2 separate regions of the Homo sapiens genome follow, and region 2 is linked to region 1. Evidence: read pairs that join two places in POLR2A ChIA-PET (ENCODE). Cell type or tissue: OCI-LY7. All regions are shown on one strand. Each heading gives the region's core, and the rest is flanking DNA. Links, peaks and the distances in the headings are about the cores only.

The links. Peaks named below come from ENCODE experiments on the same cell type or tissue, not always from the same donor. Only the 100,000 strongest peaks of a DNase experiment are listed, where the experiment ranks them.
Region 2: POLR2A ChIA-PET joins it to region 1 with 5 read pairs; 2 of 35 experiments call an interaction of 5 or more read pairs at or near these places.

The regions. Positions count from the first base shown.
Region 1 is chr9:116,759,224-116,762,143 of GRCh38, forward strand. The region is part of intron 13 of ASTN2 (astrotactin 2); the gene reads right to left. Among named protein-coding and RNA genes, the nearest start is that of TRIM32, 73 kb to the left of the region's middle. In OCI-LY7, for the core only: no CTCF peak of the experiment used is centred there; a DNase peak (open chromatin) is centred at 1,578; H3K4me3 peaks cover 1,233 bases; H3K27ac peaks cover 1,638 bases.
Region 2 is chr9:116,811,792-116,814,711 of GRCh38, forward strand. The region is part of intron 12 of ASTN2 (astrotactin 2); the gene reads right to left. Among named protein-coding and RNA genes, the nearest start is that of TRIM32, 130 kb to the left of the region's middle. In OCI-LY7, for the core only: no CTCF peak of the experiment used is centred there; no DNase peak of the experiment used is centred there.

The sequences.
Region 1 (2,920 bases), core at 117-2,616:
GGCCCAGTTTGTGCTGGATAAATGGATGACTGAAGCATTCAGAAGAAAAGTATGTGTGAGAAATGATTTCCTAGACCTTTAGCCCTATAGAGTAAAAGCAAATAATTTATTGAGGGGCACTGAGCTGTAAACATTTTCTACCTTAAGTCTCAAAACATACATAACCGATTGTTCGCAATTTACCTATGAGGGCTCTGAGATTTGCCTGTGGTCATACAGCTCCTAAGGAGCAATAACAATATCAGAACCTGTGTTTTGCTGCTACCAGTGCCTGTTTTCACAACCATGCTCTTCTCTTCTGGGTCACTGACTTGGCTAGTGAGAAATATAACATTCCCTCTGTCTGCTATACTATTTCTTTCTGCTTGTATACTGATGACGCTTTTACTTCATTCATGCCTCTGCTTAATTGTCACCTCCTCCAAGAAGCCTGACGTGATCACTGTGTATAAAGCAAAACTTTCCAATTCCTTATCCTTCTTTATTTTTCTTTATATCACTTATAACCACTGGAAATACATGTTTATTTTCTCTCTGCTGCTGCCCCATCCCCATCTCTTCCCAGAATGTTATTTCCATGAGGGCAAGGACCTTAATCTCTCTTGCTAACTGCTATTTTACCAACATCCAGAATAGTACCTGACACATAAACCTGCTCAGCACGTATTTATGAAATGACTGAGAGGATGACTGAAAAACCCTGGGTCAGATAGTTAAATATCCGTTTAATGTCAGATATGATCTTTCTCTTGCAGGACCCTGGTTTCTTTATCAGTCAGAAAAGATACGAAGTGCCAGACCTGAGGCTTCCCTGTAAATACGGGAAGGGCTAACAGGACGGGTTTAGGAGCTTACCAAAAAAATAAGATATCATTATTATCATTGCAAAGCACATGTGCACATACTCCATGGACACAGATCTTTCATCCTCTCCAGGTAGAACATCCCAGGTGACTGCCAAAACTTCCCTGGGCTGGGATGCACAGGCTAGCCTCAAAGTGCCAGCTTTTGCCACACCCAGGAGAAAGGCCTCCACTAAGCCAAATCAGTGTCTCAGTGTTAAGACTATTTTTTGAACAGAGAAGTATGGGGCAGCATTTGTGGCACCAACACTTGGTGGCCACATAATATTGGGTGAGTCACTTGCACAAAACCAAAGTAATGATAACACCCATCTTTGAGGGCACTTGCTAGAATCAAATGAACTGATCATTTTACAAACACTTTCTGACATACAAAGCTTAACACTGATGTAAGACCCTAACCTTAGACGTGAAAGCCAGGCTGAGCAATTCAGACCTGACTGTGACTTGGGAACAATGGGAGGATTCCGAGCGAGGAACAGACACATTAAGGCATATCTTTGGGAAGCAAACCTGGTAGTGTGTGCAGGCTGGGCCTCTGCTGTTGGTTCCTTTTTTTCCTTCTAGATTGTGCCTGGGGAAGGGGGAGGGGAGAGAGGTAGAATCTGCAGTGTGGGAAATCCCACTTTGACTCTACCACTTGCAGAAGGGAGTGGGGGTGGCAGGGAACAGACTTGGGTGACAGGCACCACTTGTGCCACCCTGATTAACTGGGAAAATGCAAATCTGCACTTCCTTCCCCGCCGCAGCTAACAAGATAATGAATATTTTCATCAGCTGCAGAGAATACAAACATCTGTAGGAACACCAAACCTACTCTCAAGGGTTGGGGGAGGAGGGGAGGACGCGGAGGTGGGGAAACGCAGCTTCTCTGCAGATTTAGGGAAGAGGAAATGTGCTGAGATGCTGGAAGGATGGCTGGGAGCTGGAAATGGGCAGCTCTGGCTGGCGCCTCCCATGCATGGTACAACGGGGAATAGCTAACTGTCCTCCACCCCTCATATCTGCTGTTCATTCGTGGTTGTGCATGTTGTCACTTTGTCCAGCAACCTTCAATTTATTCACCTGCACCTGCATCGATCCCTCTGCCCTTCCACTCATCAAGTCACTAAACATTTGCTGATTGCTATTGTGTCCCAGGCATGAACCTAGGCTCTCAGAGAACACAGATAAATGAGACATCCCTTGTCCTGTTGTCTTAAAGTAGCTCATTCATTCACTTAATGATTAAATTCTTATTAATGAAGTACCTGCTGTGTGGTAGGTACTCACAATCCTGTTGAAATAGACATGGGAACTGGCCTACTCTTGAAGGTGCTCTCTGCAAGAGAAGAGCGCAGAGTAGGAAGGATCACTCAGCCTTTCACGGAAAGAGGTGTTCAAAGAAGACTCCTGGAGGAGTTGGCGGACTCCTGATGTCAATCAAGAATGAATCAGAGTATTTTAGGCAGAGAAACTAGAAGAGCATTCCAGGTAGAGGGAACAGCATGTACAAAGTCAAGTAGGCATGAGGAATCCCAGGGAACTCAGGGAACTACAAGCAGCTCTGTAGAAATGGGTGATAGCAGGTAAGACAAGGGGTGGGAACAGTGACGGGAGACACTTGAGAGATGGGCTTGAGTCCAGGTATCTGGAACTGTGTCCACCAAGATAAAGAGGTTAGACTTTATCCTGGGCACAATGAGGAGGCCCTGATGAGCTCTGAGCAGGGGAGTGATCTAATGAGACCTGCATGTTAGACGATCATTCTGGCTGCTATATGGAGAATGAATTGGAGTGAATTCAGGATGAAGAAGAGCAAGGGAGCTGTTGAGGATTCCTGTCCCTTATGCAATATTCAGAAAGAATTGGAGAGAACACTCTGTGGGTGCTGGCGAAGATTCTTAGATGTGGACATGCAGCTTTGCCATTTAATCAGGTCTGGTCTGTGGCTTTGCATAGCTCCCTGAGAGTCAGGGCCTACTAATAATTCCTCCTTTGTGGAGTTTTCAGTGAAGAACTAATGAGATAATTTGTGTCAAAGTGACCTACAAGGTCTGAGGCACTGTTGAAATATT
Region 2 (2,920 bases), core at 120-2,619, 53 kb after region 1:
TTAGTCCATTAACCCATTTACATATCCCAGGAAGTATAAATTTATTTCTATTGGTTCTCATATCCTAGTTGCTGGCCTCTATCTAGATCCAGATTTCTGAAAGTTGACATAGTTGCCATTCTTTGATTCCTTTTTTGTTTTTCTGCTGCTTCACAGTGTATGTTTGAGAACTTCTTATGTTGCATTCATTGGAAATAAGGTATACATATAATTTGTATATATTTTTACATGTGGAATTATCATATAGAAGTTAAATATATGCATTATTTGTGTGTGTGTCTCTGAGTGTGTGTGTGTACATACACACGTATTTGCAAAGCTCAGTCCCACATTCAGGATCCCAAAGTTTAGTGGAATGCTTTTGTATATATGACCTGGTTTGCTCCTTATAACCTGTAATAGGTAGAATAATGGCCTCCTCAAAATGCCCACATCCTAATCCCGAACACCTGAGGTTATCTGACATGGCAAAGGAGACTTTGAAGATGGGATTAAGTAAAGAATTTTGAGCTGGAAAGATTATCCTGGATTACTTGGGTGATCTCAATGTCATCACATGTTTCCCATAAGAGGGAGATAAGCGTGTTAGTCAGAGGAGGAAATGCAACTTAGAAGCAGAGGAGAATAAGAGGGGAGCAGAGTAACGGACCATGAGTCAATGAATGCAGATGCTCCCTAGCAGTTGGAAAAGGCAAGGAAATAGATCTTCCCCTAAGGCCTCCAGAAGGAATGCAGCCCTGCCACTGTCTTGATTTTAAGAATATTGACCTTGAGAACTGTAAAATAAAGTGTGTTATTTTAGGACACTAAGTTTGTGGTGATTCATTACAGAAGCAATAGGAAATGTGAGACACTCACAGGGAGGTATTGTCTCCACTTTCAGATGAGAAAATTGAGGTTTACAGAAGTTGAGTGACTTGCCCATGGAGGTATGTCTAGTCAATAGTGGTGCTGGGAATCAAAACTTAGGAGCTCAAGACGTGTGTGTGAATGTGAGTGTGTGTGTACGACTTTAAGCATATCACAACTGTGGATTTACAGTGATTTTTCTTTTCCCTGTGGGTGGGAAAAGATTGTGGCTTGCAGGAGAGATTCAGGGGGAAAAAAATTCCCATCCTTGTAAAGGAAAATGATCCCCTGAGTTTTGAAACAGGAGCAGTTCTCCCCCGCCGAGCCACCTAAGGGCATAGGAAGGTTTATGCTAAGGTCTATTTAGTTGTTGGGTTTTTTTTAAATTTTATTTTTGTACTATGACACATAATTATATAGCTTCTTTAGAACATTCTGTCATCTGGGAGATTTTCCTACAGAAATTCTAAAGAGTGTAGGCTCACAGGAAACCAGCCAAGATCTACATGAAACTCTATTTATACATGTGCCAAAATGAAAAATATAAAATAAGTGCAGAGATACATACCGGGCATTTTAGCTGAAGGCAATGGATGTGTTACCCTTAACACACCCATCACATTATAGAGAATACCAAAACTAGATGGGATTTTAGAGAGTGCACCATAAAACCTTCTATGTGTTTAGCTCAGAGCATGTTTTATTTAATCCTCATAGCAACATTGTGAGATGGGTACTTTCATTCCAACATTGTCACAGAGGATCCTGAGGCTTGGGACATCTAAGCTCACTAATCAAGGTCACATGAGCATTTTGGAAAAGCCAGAACCTTGACTTGGGTCTTCTTACTCCAAATCCTGTGCTCCTTCCAGTTAATTACAAATGACCTCTTCCTATCTGTTTGTTGTTTGAAGGAGAAAATTGAGACTGACAGACAAATGGTATTGTGTACAAACTCTCAAAGCAAAGTATTTCTTTTTCTCATGTATTTTTTCCTTATTTATTAATTTATTCTTCAATGGTTTGTGGAATCAACAGAATTATCAAAATACATATCCTAGAAACTTTTTGAAAATAAGGAAGGAATCAAATCCTTAAAAATATTAAGAATAGGCCAAGTGCGATGGCTCATGCCTATAATCCCAGCACTTTGGGGGGCTGAGACTGGCGGATCACCTGAGGTCAGGAGTTCAAGACCAGCCTGGTCAACATGGCGAAACCCCATCTCTACTAAAAATACAATAAATTAGCTGGGTGTGGTGGTGAGCGCCTGTAATCCCAGCTACCTGCAAGGCTGAGGCAGGAGAATTGTTTGAACCCGGGAGGAGGTGGTTGCGGTGAACTGAGATTGTGCCATTGCGCTCCAGCCTGGGTGACAGAGCAAGACTCTGTCTCAAGAAAAAAAAAAAAAAAAGAGAGAGAGAGAAAAGTAGTTAAGGGTAAGAATAGCTCAAGGAGCTGCACAACAGGTAGACTTGGACCAACGTTAGGAATAAATCTAAGTATCCTATTACTAAGGCAAGAAAGGAACAGGTTCCTTCCCAGCTTTCCTAGTGCAGAAACCTGTGAAAACCCCACCCTGGGATCATCAGGGCTAGAACCAGCACCTAAGGAACTCAACTGCATTAACCCTTCTAACTGATATCATGGGAATCTTTTTCACCAACACCCTCAGGATTGTCCCAACATTAACCAAACGAAGATCAGAGGAGGTGTTCTCTGAGCGGTCTTGGGTTGCAGGTTTTATTCAAGGGAAAATTTAGAGTTTCTAGAAAAAGAAAAGAAAGAAGTGAATAGAAAATGGAATTCCATGGGAAACTCTGGATTAATTATATAGCAGATTTTATCTAGTCTAAGACCCCTAATAATGGTAAGAAACACTCTCAGTTTACATAACACTAAGAAAGAAACAAGGAAAAAAAAAAGACTGCCAAATAAACTCTGTCAAATCATTAAAACTAAGATACCTTCCCACTTCAGAAATGTTAAAATGTGGAAAATATGGGCACTTTAGAATCAATGAAATATGTTTCTCCACTGCATGATTTGGGAGAGCCTTGACTATCCCCAG